Regions from separate parts of the Mus musculus genome. Here region 1 is linked to region 2. The links are chromatin contacts, found by Hi-C or POLR2A ChIA-PET in ENCODE. All regions are on one chromosome and are shown on one strand. The core of a region is the stretch at or near the end of the contact, and the rest is flanking DNA. Distances in the headings are between cores, read along the strand shown. Region 1 holds the start of Rrm2 (ribonucleotide reductase M2). Region 2 holds the start of Klf11 (Kruppel-like factor 11).

Evidence for each region. A loop is a pair of places that touch in the nucleus more often than their neighbours do. ChIA-PET counts read pairs that join two places held with the same protein, here RNA polymerase II (POLR2A).
Region 1: a map of adrenal gland shows a loop between it and region 2 (2.8-fold over the local background). The contact joins the promoter of Rrm2 here to the promoter of Klf11 in region 2. A Hi-C loop is called at or near these places in 5 of 37 maps with a recorded cell type or tissue (T-helper 17 cell, T-helper 2 cell, adrenal gland and 2 more). POLR2A ChIA-PET finds 5 or more read pairs at or near these places in 4 of 5 experiments (Patski and embryonic stem cell).

What each region holds. Positions count from the first base shown.
Region 1 is chr12:24,704,680-24,709,516 of GRCm38, reverse strand. It overlaps Rrm2 (ribonucleotide reductase M2), which reads right to left and starts at 1,263. Exons shown (of 10, transcript NM_009104.2): 1 at 1,072-1,263; 2 at 883-957; 3 at 432-578; 4 at 76-192. The coding sequence starts at 1,170.
Region 2 is chr12:24,648,260-24,653,042 of GRCm38, reverse strand. It overlaps Klf11 (Kruppel-like factor 11), which reads right to left and starts at 1,672. Exons shown (of 4, transcript NM_178357.3): 1 at 1,477-1,672. The coding sequence starts at 1,518.

The DNA of each region.
Region 1 (4,837 bases), core at 14-2,513, 57 kb before region 2:
CTTCAGGGCAAAAGATAGAGAGCCAGGAACCAGTTCTGGATCTAAGTGAATTATGGGTATTTCATGCCAACTCACCAAGTTCTCATTGACTATGCCATCACTCGCTGCAAAGAAAGCCAGAACGTGAGATATAAAATGTCTCTCATCGGGTTTCAGAGCTTCCCAGTGCTGAATATCCTTGGAAAGGTCCACCTGAAGTTTAGAAGTTCACGATTAGCAGGTCTGTAGGTCTCTCTCTCTTTCTCTCTCTCATACACACACACTTTAAAACTGAAGTCCCCCAAACCATCTCATTACCGAATTCTTCACATCCATTATTCCCTTTGTTTCAGGGAACACCCAATATCTCAGTGAGCTACCATTCCCAAGGGCAAAAAGTTGTGACGGCCATGCGGGAGCCTTCTGACACACAGCAAGTCCTGAACGATTACCTCCTCGGCAGTCCAAAAGGAGGCCTCGGCTTTCTTGTACATCTGCCAGATATCATGGTACTCGATGGGAAAGACAACGAAGCGGCGGGGGTTTTCTCTCAGTAACGGCTCATCCTCAACGCTGGGGTTAGTAGGCGCTTTACTTTCCTGTTGGATGAGAGAGAGTGCCAAGTGAACCAACCCCCAAATGCCAACCGAACCGCAGGAAACTGCTAGCCAGTGTCTCATCAGATCGAGTACTTTCAACGATTGGTAATCTCGTGTGCTTAGCTGTCACGCTGCACTCTACTATTACCATAGGCCGACCCGAGTAGGACATTCTGAGGAGACACTTTGGCGGGAAAGAAGAGTCAAATAATTCAGCTGGGACAATGCAGATTTAGCGCCAACGAGCGGGCGCCCTCTACTGGGAGCCTAAGCGACCCACCTCAGCCCCACACGGGCCACTCACCAGCTCGGCGGAGTCCTGGAAGATTCTCCTCGCAGCTTTGCTGGCCAGGACGCGGGTGCTGCTGAGAGTCGGGGGCTGTAGGGGGACACGCGTGGTGAATGGCGGTAGGCACCCTCCACCCTCCCGGGTCCGGGAACCCACGACCTGCCAGTGCACATCCAACCCAGCCGGCACCTGGGCCGCCCTCACCGTGTTCTCCTTGTCAGCCAGGGTGAGTCGCTTCAGCGGCGACAACTGCAGCTGCTGCTGGTCAGCGATGGTGGCGAGCGGGGTGCGGACGGAGAGCATGGCGAACGAGGGCAGCGGCGGAGACGGCGAGGAGCAGGCGAAAACAGCTGGAATCCGGTGCACCGCCGACTGCCAGCGCCCGCGCCCTTTAAAGAGCCACCCAACCGCGCGCTCCGAGGGGGCGTGGCCTCGCCTCCCATTGGACGCCGCTGACCCCGCTCGCCGCCCAGCGCGGGAGATTTGAGTTGCGCCGCAGGCCTTCCGCACAAAGACCTTTAAGGAGCCTGCGCCGGCCGGGTGCGCGGGCGCTCGCGGGGCCGGAACCGGTTAGGATTGCGAGAGCCTTGGGGATTGAGCGCGCAGGGGGTCGCCGGGCGGGCGTTGCCGCTGAGGTTGGTGCCAAGGGTGGAGTGACGCTGCTGGCCTCTGGGACACGTCGCCTTGACTGTCTTCATGTCCCAAGTAGAGGGGTGCGGGGGACCCTGGTTTCTTAAAGAGATTCGGGGTCCCGAGCAATCGCACCGGCCTTGTGGGATTAAGGGGGTCCTCAAACTAGGGTTCCCTAAAAAGCTGTCTTCAAACTCATGAAGGGGTACGGATGCAGCCTTGGGTTCCTTTTCTACCCTGCCCCTCCTGTCAGACCCCTGTCCCCTCTGTCCCAATTAGTTTAAAAGCTGCCAGACGATTACAAATTCCAGGAAGCTCACAGGATGGTGACGAGTCATACATTCATTTTACGACTCTGGGCGTCCAGTAGTCTAAAGACGAATCTGCAAATTCCTGTGGTGAGGGTGGAGACAAGAACTCAAGTTTCCATCTTTCTGATTTGCCCTACGGGGTCCAAGATACCAGAGATAAAGCGCTGAGATGGGACACTGAGATCCCGGGGAAAAACGTGGAACCTGGGAAGGCTCCACTGACTCTCCCAGGTCAAATATTTTAAAAGAGGACGAGGGGAGGCTCCCCTCTGCTTGTGTCCTAAGTTCTCTCACTGTAGATGCTGTAAAAAATCTCTGAACACCATGTGGCAGCTCAAAGTTAAAGCAGGCGGCATCCACCGCTGCACAATTTATTGATGCTGGGGACAAAACCCAGGACTTCTTCCATGCTAAGCTAACTGGGCCATATCGATAAATATTTTAAATCACCTCTAGCAAAATTGTCAGTTCTTTTTTTTAACATATAATTTCTAATTCACATTCCATTCCTCCGTTATCCGAGGGGTTTGCCTTTGGCTCCTCTAGCTCCTGGTGTACTCAGTACAAATGAGGTCTGGCTACTAAAATAACACTCGACCACTGAGGGAAGGAGAAGGTCGCCGCCATTCTCTTCTCCCTGCTCACAACCTCCTCCAAACGCCTCTTCCTCCCGCCAAGCAGGCTGAGCTTAGTGGGCAGCCCCGCCTAGGTTCCCCTGTACCGGGACCTGTCAGGAGCTGAGCGCTTTTGCTTCTGGCGCGGTTTTTAACCTCTGCTCTGTGATTGGTTGGTTCAACTTCAAGATTCCCAGCCCCACCGGCCCGCGCGCGCTGCGGTCACTCAAGGGCAAGTCCGCTTTCAGGTGACCTTAGATGTGGAAACCGAGTCCCCGCAGGCATCCAGCGTTTCCCCGCCAAATCCTCTCAGCTGTCAGCACTCACAGTCCCTGTACAGCTTGATCATCATATACATGTTTAATCCAGATGGAAAGGGAAAACGGGTATTTTTAGGCCTGTTTTATAGGTAACTGAAGTAAAGGCCTGAGGGACCTGGAAACTACCCAAGGTCCCACAACTTTAGACCCTTGCTAACTCCTTTTCTTTCTTCTTTTTAAATTAATTTTGTGTGAGACGAGGGTGTAGTGCGAAGGTCAGAGGCCCACTTATGGAAGTTGGTTCTCTTGTATTCTGTGGGGTCACAGGGGTGGAATTTATGAGGTTAGGGTTGGCTGCTGAGACATCTTGTCAGACACTCGCACCTTTTTATTAGTAATGTTCCCAACATACGGAAAAACCGAGCAGGGCATGATGGCCCTGGTCTTTAATCTTAGCATCTGTGAGGCAGAAGCTGGCAGATCTTTTGAGTTTGAGGCCACCCTGGTCTATATAAATGAGTTCCAGGACAGCCAGGACTACATATATCCCAAAAAATATAAAAAAGAAAGCAAGGAAAAGAGAACTCCCCAGGGTTCGCCCACCAGTGTCCATTTGCTGTCTCCAACTTGCAGTTGCTTCACTCCCTTCTACACATGTGCGAAATTCATTGCTTTCTTCCCAGTACTTGAAAGTGACCTGTGCCCGAGGTGGTGGCACTTGCTCTTAATCCCAGCAATTAGGAATGTTCCCAGCGTACAGAAAGAGTAAACAGCAGGCGCCACGCCTCTCGACTCAGCACTAGCAGGCAGAAGCAAGTCATGATTTGGAGGCCAGCCTGGTCTACATAGTGAGCTCCAGGTCATCTGAGGCTGTATAATGAGACTTGGCCTCCAAATAAATCAATAAATAAGAAAGAATTTAGGAAGCAGAATAGTTGGCTTGGGTAGTTGAGAAAAACTTGCTCCCTCAAAGGTTCCTATCACCCACTTGATGGCTCACAACCATCCAAAATTGTAGTTCCAGGAGACCCAACATCATTTTCCTAGGGCACCACCACACATTATTAAGATAACGATCCATGGCCAGAGTGACTAACAGTCCAAGGCTGAACACGTGGGGCGGACGTGCTTGCAGGGGTGCTCTCTGTGCAAGCCTCTGTGGTTCTGGCGGCACTCGCTGTACCAGCCCCAGCCCTTCCTTCTTAACCTCCTGGCTTTATTGACTGGTTAGGGCTGACACAAGCAGCCCCAGTTTGATCTTGGCAACTTGCATTCCTTTCACAACTGAATAGTATTATATGATACTGAGAAACGTTAGTTAGGTATAAATACGGCGCTGGGATGTTAGAGAACAGCTTTAGTTTTAGGGTCAGCTGTTCAAACGCTGAGTAGTGAGAAGGTATCATCTACAATTTGCTTTTTTTTTTTTTTCTTAAAAAAAAACAAAACAAAACAGCATCTTACTATGTTGCCCTGGCTAGCCTAGAATTCATTGTATAGACCAGGCTGACCTTGAGCTCACAGAGGTCTGCTTATCTCTGACTCCTGGGATCAAAGGTACACCACCAAGTCCAGCTTACAGACCATTTACTTTGTATTTTGTTTTATTTTATTTTGTGTGTATGAGAGTTTTGCCTGCCTGTATGTATGTCTGAAGAGGCCAGAAGAAGGTGTTGGGTCCTCTGGAACTGGAGTTAACATGTTGGTACTGAGAACTGAACCCAAGTCCTCTGCAAGAACATCCTGTGTTCTTAACTGCTGAGTCATCTCTCTAGGCTCAACTTTGGCTTTTTTTTTTTTTTTTTAATTCTTTGTTTATTTACTCATAAGACAGGGTCTTATGAATCTCAGGCTGGCCTTCAACTCAGCATTGTAGTTGGGGATGGCCCTGAATTTCTGCTCTTCCTGTCCTCACCCCCTCAGTATTCAGGTCACGGGTGTGTGCTACTCTGCCTGGGGTGTGTGCTAGTATGCCTGGTTTATTCATTCCTGTTTTAGATGGTGCTGGGAATTGAACCCAGGGTTAGCCCTCTATTGAGTCTATTCTTTTTTTTTTTTTTTTTTAAATTGATTTTCTGAGACAGGGTTTCTCTGTGTAACCCTGGCTGTCCTGGAACTCACTCTGTAGACCAGGCTGGCCTTGAACTCAGAAATC
Region 2 (4,783 bases), core at 423-2,922:
GTTAGCTGGTGGGTGAGATCATCTAGCGCAGGACCAGAGTGGTGTCCCTAAGAAAGGAAACACTACCCCAAGCTTAATTTCCCAGTGGCTGGACCTAGGTTCCATGCTAGCACAGTCCTCCGTGACTGCCTGCTTCCTCAGCAGACTCAGAAACATTAAATCACTTGTTATGAGAACTAGGGAGGAGGTCAGGTGAGAGGAACAGCATGAGAAAGCTCAACCATAGTCCAGGAAAGGTGTCTCCTCCTGTATACCATGTCACCTTTACATGCAGGAGTGGGGAGGAAGGGACTGGAACCTAGCCTGTCCAAAAGAGAAACTTAAGCCTACAGACACATATTTCCATACATATTTTCTGAGCTTCAAAACTTCCTGTCTGTCCAGATTCCCCTTCACTGAACAGGCAAAGATATGACCATAGGGGCCAGACAACCTCCTGGAAGGGTATTTTGATTATGAGCCTTCAAGTGGAATCAATGTCCAGCCCCATACTAGGAAAGAATGCGAACGTAGGTTCCCTTGAGTCCATGTAATACTGTGTTCTCACCAGGAACCTGCTCCGCACCACTTCTCTGGCCCCCTACATTTCTATCAGGTTCTGTTGCTCCACACCCTACACCTTCTGACAGAGGTCCCTGCCATGACTTCACTCAGTCCCTGGGCCCAAGCCTGCAAAGTCCCATTTTACCACACCCCTTCTCACTTAGACTCCACCCTTCGCCCAGCTCTACCCTTACCAGCCCATTAAGCTTGGCTGACACACCTCTTCGAACCACACTCTTGCACACTCGCCTATCAAGACACACTATTGCCTTGCTCCTCATTCCGTCGTAACCCCATCCAGGCACTCTGGCCACACCCTCCTGAGATACCTTTACTTTGGCTCCACCCACAGCCCCTCCCACTGCACTCCTACCAGATGCTCTCACCACACTCCCTCCCTTCGGCTTAGCCTTTGCCCCGCCCCTAGATAAACTCTCACTATGCACTCTTACATCGGCCCCGCCCCACAGTCCTACCAGAGGTTCTCACCAAGCTCTCTAGCTTCGGTTCCGCCCTCTTACACTACTACCAGGTGCTTTCACCATGTCCTTCGCCTTGGTCCCATCTAGTTCCCCCAATATCTCCTCCAAGCACGCTTGCCCACGCCCTAGCTTTGGCCACGCCCCCATGCTGCGCCCCAGCTTTGACTCCGCCCCCAAGTTCCCGCCAGCCGCGCCCACATCCAACAGCGGTCCTCCTCTGGATTCGGGTGACGTCATGGCTGGAAATAGCCGCGCCGGGCGGGGCCGCAGCGGACCAGAGACAAAGCTGAAGGCAGGCTGCCGCGCTAACACACCCCCCTCCCCACCCTGACCCGGCCGAGCCTCCGGGTCCCTGTCCGGACCAGAGCAAATCCGCAGCCCCCACCGCAGCGAGAAGTCGCCATCCCTCCCGCGTCCCCCGTCTCGTCCCGCGCTCAGCCCCGTCACTTACCGCGCGCCCGTCGCCGGGGCCGGTGGAGCCCGGCGAGTGCATGGTGCCGTATGGCCTGCAGGCAGCAATGCTGCGAGGCAGGAGCCCTGCGTGCGGCGGAGGCTGCACGTGTGCGGCGGGCGGCGGTGTCCCGAGCGTCTGTTCCCGGCGCGCACCTCCGCCTTCCTTGCCGCGCGGCTCTGCCTCCGCGCGGCCCGGGAGGCGCGGGAGGGGCGGGGCGCCACGGAGGGAGCGGCCCTGGGCGGGGCGCGCGGGCAAACCAAAATACACCGCTCCCTGCTGGGGGCATGGCCTCTGCCGCCAGCCAATCAGCGCCAGGCCGGCAAGAAGCGGGCCAATGGGCGCCGCGGGGGGGCGCGTGATCGGAGCCTGGCTGCGGCGTGATCCGGCGGGGCGGGCGGCGGCACGTGTTTTGGTCCGGGCTAGAGGCGGGGCGTGAGGCCTGGAAAGTAGGGGAAAGGTCCCGGCGGCGGCGCGGCGGCAGTCGACCGCAGTAAGGTCCTCTTCTGCCGCAGGGGCTGCTCGCAGAGGTCGCGCGCTGGCCCCACGCCGTGGACGGATCTGGTAGGCGGGACCCACAGGGACGGCCTCACCCTGTCTCTAATTTCTTTTAAGCTGTCGTTGGCTCTTAGGACCGCATCTCTGCCCAGGAAGAGGCTTGAAAGCTGCTTGGGTTTAGGGACGACATCCGCTTTTTCCTGCATGGCGCCAGATCAAATGCTCTTCCTACTCTAATCTGCCTTCTGCTACAAAAGAACTACAGCCGTGTAGTCAGCCACTCGACATGTACCTAATGAAGCCTGCGCATCCTCCCCAGTGGCCATACAAAGGACACCCACTTGGGGTGTCCTCAGGCCTACGTGAGACCTGACCCAAATCCTGAGTATCCGTTTTTTCCCCTTGGGCCTTTAGGTGCGGTTATTCATGTACACTCATCACAAGTCTTGGAGAGCAGAGGTCAATGCATGCAGTATGTCGTGCCCACCTCCAACCTACAGTGCAGCAATAGGGCACCCCTCTACTAACCCCCTGATGCCTCACTGCAGAGCCTTGAAACTAGTGGAGGTCTGGGAGAATCATTGCTGATATGAGCAGACAGGAGCTGGACATTATGCTGCCTATTTTTATCAGACAGGTGAGCAGGCAGAGAGGCAGGCAGGCAGAGAGCCCTGTCCTTAAGCTGGTAAGGCCTAAGGGTTATAGTTGCAACCCTGATTCCTCAGTTTCACACTGGCTTGACAATGGAATTAAGTGAACCAAAGAAAGGGAGTTTGTTGAAAGTAACAGTAGGAGTGTTTAAAGGTGAATTCACATGTCTAACTACTGGGGCATTTAACACACATGGAGTTAGTCTTCTACTTGGGCCTGTTTAAATTGTTTTTGCTTCATTCCCACACTGAATTTCTGACTCCCCGTGTTCACCCTTACCTATAATGCCTCCGCCCCATCCAACGTCCCTACTGTCTCCTGTTCTCTCCACACGTGGTTTTATGGCGTATGTGTTGGAGAATAATCTCCAGAGTAATATGTTAATAGTATTTGGAGAGGGAGCCTTTGGAGGGTGATTGGGATTAAGGAAGGGTTATGGGGTCTTAAAATTAGAGAGACCAGCTAGTTTGCTCACTCTACCTGACCACGTGACACTCTTGTGTCATAATCCAGCAGGAAGACCCCCTTCACACATACACACACACATATACACACACACATACACACACACACACACACACACACACACACACACACATGTCAGAGGGTGAGCAGAATTAGCCTTCCTGGATTGCAGAGCTCTGAGCAGAATGGACTTTTTACATAGGAAGTGGAGGTGTGTGGCTCAGTTGGTAAAGAGCTTGCGTCAAGAAGACCCGAGGTCCACCCCTAGAACCGACATAAAAAGCTAGGCATGGTGGTACACACCTGTAATCCCAGCACTGGGGAAGTCCAGACAGGCAGAAAACACTGGGCTTCACTGTTCAGTCAGCCTGGCCAAGTCAAGGTCCCTACACCCAATCCCAATGAGACACTCTGTCTTAAACAAATCCGACAGAACCAGGGTGGGTGGCTCCTAAGAAATTACACCAGAACTGGGCGGTGGTGGCTCATACCTTTAATCCCAGCACTTGGGAGGCAGAGGCAGGCGAATTTCTGAGTTTGAGGCCAGCCTGGTGGGTGTACAGAGTGAGTTCCAGGATAGCCAGGACTACACAGAGAAACCATGTCTTGACACCCCCCCCCCAAAAAATGAGACTGGAGGTTAACATCCAGGCTCCACATGGACACACACACACACACACACACACACACACACACATCCAGGCTCCACATGGACACACACACACGCGCGCGCGCGCGCGCGCGCGCACGCTATATATAAACTTCCTGGTCTCGGAAGTGTTGTTATAACAGAAAAATAAGACAAGCAGCCAGGGCTCCTCTGGGTCACCTGTCCCATCAACTGCTGTCTCCAGAGTTCAGCATTTGCTGTGACATTACTGGCACGTCTTCCTTGGACAGCCTCTCCCAGCATACTTGTGGACTCAGACTGACCTCATGCCCTCACTGCTGTCTCTGCCTCACCTCCTCATACACTCTGCAAGCTCTGCAGTGTTTCTGTGTCTTTGCGTACTGCCTGTCTCTTCTTGGATGGGGAGCATGGCTGATCTATCCACATCATCTCACAGTAACTGTTGACTGAATGCATCACACCAGCCCTATCAACCCTGCTGGCTTCTGTCTGGAGCACCTCTCAGGTACCTCTCGCTCTCATCCAGCATTCTTGGGAGTGAACTTGTGTTTACCCTAATTTGATGTCCTCGCTCCAGCAGGGTGCCCTGGCCATTCTGCCTCTTGATCTAGTAACATGGTTCACCTTCAGCTCCTCCCTTTCCTGTGTTTGTTCTTTCACCAATGACATCACCGTTTCTTCTAAAATACTGCTCCAACTGTTCCCATCACTCACTCCTCCCCTTGCTCAGGCTGCTATACAGACAGACCTGAATGATTGTCACCTTTTCCCAGCAAAACTTCCTACCTCCAGGCTGTCATCTGCCTCTCATTGCTGGAAGGATTTTCCAAAAGTGGACAATATACAGTCCCATACTCAAAACCTCTGGACATTCAAACTTACCCAGGATTCTTCTGGCCCTGACTCCAGTGCACAGGAACCCCCATCTTTCTCCACTGCTTCCCAATTGCTCGCTCTGAGTCTGCAGTATGACCCCTGGCAACTGCTCAGTACAAAGCCATGTGCTTGGGCTTTGGACCCAAGTCACCTCTTTGGCAGTGTGAGCTTACCCAAGTTCTGTTG